Linked DNA regions of Mus musculus: region 2 is linked to region 1. The links are chromatin contacts, found by Hi-C or POLR2A ChIA-PET in ENCODE. All regions are on one chromosome and are shown on one strand. The core of a region is the stretch at or near the end of the contact, and the rest is flanking DNA. Distances in the headings are between cores, read along the strand shown.

Region 1 (3,559 bases), core at 431-2,930:
CACATACCAATGAGCTGAACCTAGCCCATGTGAGAGTCTCTCGACACAAGAAGCACTCTCCATTTCTTGATGCCTTCCGGCCATCATCTTTCCCACTATTCACCATCTCTGGGCCTGAGCATTGATGGGGTTTTCTGACCTCTACTATTCCTGGGATCTTTCTACCACTGTTATTGTAAGATGTAGGATTTCTAATCTACTTTACGGTCAAAAATATTAACAGCAGCCTGGGAGATGGCTCAGCAGGTAAGAATACTTGCCATTGAGGGCTAGAGAAATGCAGTTAAGAGCACTCATTGCTCTTGCAGAAGATTGGGTTCAGTTCCCAGTACCCATATGGTAGCTCACAACACCCTTGTAACTCCAATTTCAGAGGATCCAACCACCTCTTCTGATCTTTTTGGGCACCGGGAACACACTCACATACATAAAATATAATAAGTAAGTAATTTTTTAAAAAGAAAAACAATGCTTGCTATGCAATTATGAAGAGCTGAGTTCAAATTCCAAAGCCCATGGAAAGGTTTGGCATAGATATGTGTGCCTGTAACTTCAGACTTGGTGAGAGAACAGGGGTAGATGTAGGTGGATCTCAGGAGCTCAAGGACCAGCCAGGCTTAGCCAAAATGGTGAGCTTTAGATTCAATAAGAGACCCTGTCCCTGGGGGACTAGAGTGTGATAGGCTAGTACACCTGCTGTCCTCCTCTGGCCTCTGTACACACAGATACACAAATACCATTCACACACACACTAATAATAATAATAATAGTATAAAAATAATAAAAGTTAATTTTAAAATGTCAACGTCATTGGTCAGCTTGACCTACGTGGTTTTGGTCTTAGGTGCCTCCCTTTGCATTTTCAGCAGCTTTCTATCAACTTGTGACTGTTTCATGCATGACCGTAGGTTTTACTCACACCTAAACAAACAGAACTTGATTTCCCTCTCTGGTTACTATAATTCATCCCGAACATATATCTGTCATGGCCCCGAAGAGCGTGTGCAATTATTCTAGTGTGGGAGAATCTCAGATAATTAGGGCCAACCTCAATGTTTTGAAGGTGTGACTGTTGTGGGAGGAGGCAGATAATTAGTTAGATTTGAACAATCTGTGTGCCCGGTGTCTGTCCTTGAGAGTAATTGAAGCCCTTCCAAAACAAAAAACAAAAAACAAAAAAAAAAAAAAGAAAAGAAAAGAAAAAAGAAAAAAAAATGACTTGTGTCCTTTAGAACATTCATCAAAAAAACTTTAAAATGTTTCAATAATTCTTAAAATGTCCATAATTGCCCTAGTTCCTTGTGCTTAAAGGGATTTATTAAGAGTTATTTTCCCATGACAACTTAAAATGAAAAACTCCAAGCTGAAAAAAAATGAACTGCAGTAATTGGCTTTGATGAATTCAAGGCACTATCCCGCACTGTAACTGTGGGTACGGAGAACTTAAAGGCACAGATGTGCCTTGAGAATAAAGTGGGGGATGAACCCCGGGTACTGTGGAAGGGAACCAGGGTTACGGTCAGTATTTACCCCATAACTGCGTCAGCCTGAGCTAATTCTTTGATGATTTCAGGACCAGGCGCAGCACAACTTTACAGATAATATCTCAGTTGTTGAGCCAAACTGCAGGAAAGCCTCTCCCTGCCTCAGTCACTCAGAACCAACCCGGCAGGATGCAGGAACTGACACAGCCCTCCTAGCTGCCTGGGCCAGAGCTCAAATCCAGTCTGGCTTACTGTCTCCCGTGGCAAAAGAGGGACTTTCAGCTCTGGTCCCGTGGCTTCCTGTGCAATTAGCAAGCTTCAAGCAGATCCCAGGAACTACAGGAAAGAAACTGCCATTTCCCAGCTTGGTTGAGAAAGACTCAGGCAGCCTTTGACCCGTGGAGGAAGGGTCGGAACTAGTAACCAGTTTCCTTTTTGTTTGTTTTGTTTTTCTCGTGGAATCTAAAGCCTCATACACAGGTCCGCTCACGCTCTCCCACCAACTTCCTCCCCTCCCTCACCAGCCCAAACCACAGTTTTCCAAAGAGCAGCGAGTTTCACTTTCTGTCTCCCAAATGATTGGTAAACAGGCTTCCTGAACTGTAAGCATCCATGTTGAAGACAGAGCGAAAGAAAAGATATTCTTGCCCAATGAAAACAAGCTAACAGACTGAAGATCAAACCAAACACACGGGTTTCTGGAAGCTTCCATGAGCTCACAGGTTTAATGGAAGCCGAGAGGCAAATCTTCTTTCAACCAGCTTGGCCCTTGGCACCTAAGAACAGGCATGTTCTCAGGTTTGGCCTCTGCCTGCTGTAGTCACTGCTCCCTGGTGATGGCTCATAGTCTGTGTCATTGTGTTTCAGGTCCAAGGTCCTAACAGGGGGCCTGTGAGACGGTTTGAGTGATTTGTGCTCCAATTCATGGGTTGAAAAACTGGTTCTCAGGATGATGGTACTGAGGGCTGGTGGGACCTTTAGGAGATTATTATGTCACGGGGGCTCCACCTTCGTGAAGAGATTAATGTACTTAATCCTCGGAGCCGGGAGTAGTTATCTCTAGAGCAGGTTGTTATGAATAGAGCCTGGTGTCTCCACTCACTCTCTCACATGTGTCCACCAATCTCCAGGCATCACATGTGATGCTGTGTGAGCTGAGCTGAGCTGAGCTGAGCTGTGCTGTGCTGTGCTGAGCTGAGCTGAGCTGAGCTGAGCTGAGCTGTGCTGCAAAACAGCTTGAGGACCTGGAAAGACTTGGCTACCGGGTTGAGGATATGGCTCAGCAGAGCGCACCTGCCTAGAATTCCCCAGTGAGGGGCTGGGAGTGTGGCCCAGTGGTAGAGCCCCTGCTTAGAATCTCCCAGTGAGGGGCTGTGGGGTGGTATAGTTCAGTGGTAGAATGCTTGCTTAGTCCATCCAAAGCCCTGGATTTCAACATCAACGCTGTAGAATAATTAACTATTTTGGGTGTAATAGCACATGCCTATAACACCAACACTCATTCAGACAGCTGAAGCAGGAGAATATGGGCTAGCCTGGGCTACAAGGCCAGCCTCATCACAAAACAAATAAAAGATGTAGCTGCCCAGTTTTAAACCTCTCAGCCTCTAGAGCCACAAGCTGAAATAAACCTCTTGCCTGTATAAATTACCCAGCCTCAGGAGTTTTGTTTTAGCAACAGTAAATGGACTAAACCTGCAACTGTCTGAATTTGGATCTCATGCTTCCTTCTACCCCCAGCATCCAAGAGAATGAGGGTTTGCCTCTGTAGTTCCAGATAAGAGAAGGGAAAGATGACATAAAAGACCATGGCCCAGAGGTACCCCCATGCAGAGGTAACACAGCAGGCGATTGGCCAGTGCTAATGAGGATTGAGGTTTCACCATGAAGGGAAACAAAGTAAACAACCAAACTCCTCCTCCTCTTCTTCTTCCTTCCTCTTCTTCTCTTCCTTCTCTCCTCTTCCTCCTTTTTCTCTTTTCCTCCTCCCCCTCTTCTCTTCCTCTTTCTCTTCTCCCCCTCCTCACTTTCTATTCCTCCTCCTCCTCCTCCTCCTCTTCTTCTCCCTCTTCCCC
Region 2 (3,559 bases), core at 300-2,799, 38 kb after region 1:
TGCGTCCTTCAGACGAAGTCGGTTCTTTACTGTAACCGCAGTGGAAGCACAGCAGACCTCCCTAACAGTTTTTAGCCGCTCCTCTTGGAGCCTCCTGGGCGGATCGCAGGGCCTTTCCTGGCCTAAAAAGGCCATTGCACTGGGGGTCTTGACCTGCGACCCTAGAGCGCAGCAGGTCACGGAACACGGACAAATGGAGTTCGAGAGGACGAAAGGCCTCAGCTCAAGAAGCCGCGGTCTTCGGGGTGCAAAAACGAGAGACGTGGGTGCTCACCAGGCCCCTTCTGCCCCCGGACCTCCGCGGCCGCGATCCAGGTGGAGGGTGAACGAGACGCCACGTGGCTGGGAGCCGATGCACGCAAACTCCTACCCACAGCCGCGAGCCTGTAGGCGGCGCGGCGCGGAGGGCTCCCAAGTGGGTGCTCGAAAGGCTTCGTAGCTAGGAATTGGACACCCGAGCTACCGAGATTAGTGCCCCCATGAATGACAGTAGGGAAAGAAAACTGTGTCTTCAGGCCCCTGGCTATGGGCCCCGCCTGGGGATCACAGTCCCCGATTCAAGTTCACTCCTCTCCAACACCCTGCCCTCTCGCGGCCCCTGTGCGCTCTCCTTAGGGTCCTTTTCCGCGAGGCTCAGAGGACCCACCGGCTGGTCCCGGGCGTGGGGTGGTGGTGTCCCGAACACTTGACTAGAGTGCTCCACGCTGGGTAGCAACGTCTGCCTGGTAAGCCTAGCAATCCTATCGCTCTGGCCTGGAGACGCAATGAAAAAGAAAGTTTTCCAGCCTAGGCGAGTGGACGAGCCAGGTCCACCAGGCTCCGGGGTTAGCGGCCGCCTCCGCTCCCCGCCGGGTCCTAGCGCCCTACTACTCTGAAGAGCCCGTGGGACCCTGTAGTTCTAGAGAAGCTGGGCGAAAGAGAGGTGCTCTGCCTGGAAGCCGTGGGGTCGCGTGGAGTTCAGAGAAAAAGACGCACAATCTCTGCGCTCCCGGCCTCGCCACTCGGCGGTGCGCGCTAGGTTGCTGGTCCAAAGCAGTCTCCAACCTCCCGCGCCGCGGCTCTCCGCCACAGCCTTTTAGAAATCCGGGTGGGAGACAGGCCTAGTCCCAGCTTTTAACACAAGTCTGCACTACGGTAGCTCAAAACCAACATTCTCTCTCCAAACGCTCCCCAACCTCCACCTCCCCTCGCTCGGCCTCTAGATGCTCCCGGGCTCCCTAGTGTTGGCTGGAAGTGGGTGACTTAGAGGCTTAAAGGAGGGGCGCCTAACCACGGACCACGTGTGTGCGGGGGCGACAGCGCCGCCGGGGTGGGGCTGAGCGCTGCAAGCCGGGTTCGCCTTGCAGCGCAGGAGTCAGTGGGCGTTGCGCCACGATCTCTCTCCACTAGCACTATGCTCCCCACTCACCGCCTTGGAAAGTCACAGGAGAAGGCGGGCTCTAAGACCCAGCAGGCACCATCCTACTGGCGCCTTCGATCCGAGACCCGTTTGGACACCAGGGGGCGATGCCCGACCCTCTATAAAAGCGGTCCCCGCGCGGGCCTGGCCATTCGCGACCCGAAGCTGCGCGGGCGCGAGCCAGTTGGGGCACTGGGTGGGCGGCGGCGACAGCGGCGCCACGCGCAGGCTGGAGGCCGCCGAGGCTCGCCATGCCGGGAGAACTCTAACTCCCCCATGGAGTCGGCCGACTTCTACGAGGTGGAGCCGCGGCCCCCGATGAGCAGTCACCTCCAGAGCCCCCCGCACGCGCCCAGCAACGCCGCCTTTGGCTTTCCCCGGGGCGCGGGCCCCGCGCCGCCCCCAGCCCCACCTGCCGCCCCGGAGCCGCTGGGCGGCATCTGCGAGCACGAGACGTCTATAGACATCAGCGCCTACATCGACCCGGCCGCCTTCAACGACGAGTTCCTGGCCGACCTCTTCCAGCACAGCCGACAGCAGGAGAAGGCCAAGGCGGCGGCGGGCCCCGCGGGTGGCGGCGGTGACTTTGACTACCCGGGAGCCCCGGCGGGCCCCGGCGGCGCGGTCATGTCCGCGGGGGCGCACGGGCCCCCTCCCGGCTACGGCTGTGCGGCGGCCGGCTACCTGGACGGCAGGCTGGAGCCCCTGTACGAGCGCGTCGGGGCGCCCGCGCTACGGCCGCTGGTGATCAAACAAGAGCCCCGCGAGGAGGACGAGGCGAAGCAGCTGGCGCTGGCCGGCCTCTTCCCCTACCAGCCACCGCCGCCACCGCCACCGCCGCACCCGCACGCGTCTCCCGCGCACCTGGCCGCCCCCCACTTGCAGTTCCAGATCGCGCACTGCGGCCAGACCACCATGCACCTGCAGCCTGGCCACCCCACACCGCCGCCCACGCCCGTGCCCAGCCCGCACGCTGCGCCCGCCTTGGGTGCTGCGGGCCTGCCTGGCCCCGGGAGCGCGCTCAAGGGCTTGGCCGGTGCGCACCCCGACCTCCGCACGGGAGGCGGCGGCGGTGGCAGCGGTGCCGGTGCGGGCAAAGCCAAGAAGTCGGTGGACAAGAACAGCAACGAGTACCGGGTACGGCGGGAACGCAACAACATCGCGGTGCGCAAGAGCCGAGATAAAGCCAAACAACGCAACGTGGAGACGCAACAGAAGGTGCTGGAGTTGACCAGTGACAATGACCGCCTGCGCAAGCGGGTGGAACAGCTGAGCCGTGAACTGGACACGCTGCGGGGCATCTTCCGCCAGCTGCCTGAGAGCTCCTTGGTCAAGGCCATGGGCAACTGCGCGTGAGGCGCGCGGCTGCGGGACCGCCTTGGGCCGGCCCCCTGGCTGGAGACCCAGAGGATGGTTTCGGGTCGCTGGATCTCTAGGCTGCCCGGGCCGCGCAAGCCAGGACTAGGAGATTCCGGTGTGGCCTGAAAGCCTGGCCTGCTCCGCGTGTCCCCTCCCTTCCTCTGAGCCGGACTCGGTGCGTCTAAGATGAGGGAGTCAGGCCGTGGTGGTTTCTCCTTGAGACCGAGAGACTTTCCGCGGAGCTGAGCTGGGGGCCCGGCAGTACTAGTATTAAGGAAGTAACCTTGTGCCTTGGATACTCAAAACTCGCTCCTTTTCCTACCGAGTAGGGGGAGCAAAAATGTGCCTTGATATTTTATTTGGAGGATTCCTGCTTCCTCTCGGGCCTCAGCTGGCCCCGTGAGAAAAATGAAGGGTGCAGGCCCAGGGCAGGAGGAAGATACAGGAAGCTGAGATCCCGGCAGTGCCCTGAGCTGCCCCTCAGTCCCTGTCTTTAGAGGGGAGGGACTTAGGTGTTGGGGATTTGAGTCTGTGTCCTCACCCCCAGCTACAGGGAGGTGGAGGGCTCCTAATCCCTTGCTTTTTGCACCTCCACCTACATCCCCCCCCCCCCACTCAGCTTACAACAGGCCAGGTTTCCTGGGTGAGTTCATGGAGAATGGGGGCACCACCCCCAGTCAGACCAGAAAGCTGAGTTGTGAGTTAGCCATGTGGTAGGAGACAGAGACCTAGGTTTCTGGGCTTTGTGGGGTGGGGGATAGGAGGACACGGGGACCATTAGCCTTGTGTGTACTGTATGTC

The links. A loop is a pair of places that touch in the nucleus more often than their neighbours do. ChIA-PET counts read pairs that join two places held with the same protein, here RNA polymerase II (POLR2A).
Region 2: a loop to region 1 is called in a map of heart, with 4 times the contacts of the local background. The contact joins the promoter of Cebpa here to the enhancer-like site in region 1. A Hi-C loop is called at or near these places in 6 of 37 maps with a recorded cell type or tissue (adrenal gland and heart). POLR2A ChIA-PET finds 5 or more read pairs at or near these places in 2 of 5 experiments (Patski and embryonic stem cell).

Annotation. Positions count from the first base shown.
Region 1 is chr7:35,079,276-35,082,834 of GRCm38, forward strand. No RefSeq gene overlaps it. Among named protein-coding and RNA genes, the nearest start is that of Gm35611, 5.2 kb to the right of the region's middle. Within about 2 kb of position 1,681, at least 1 of the 3 ENCODE cell types and tissues checked has a DNase peak (open chromatin) inside an H3K27ac peak, as active enhancers do; it is heart, where a contact is called at or near this core.
Region 2 is chr7:35,117,744-35,121,302 of GRCm38, forward strand. It overlaps Cebpa (CCAAT/enhancer binding protein (C/EBP), alpha), which reads left to right and starts at 1,550. Exons shown (of 1, transcript NM_007678.3): 1 at 1,550-3,559. The coding sequence starts at 1,676. The coding sequence ends at 2,755.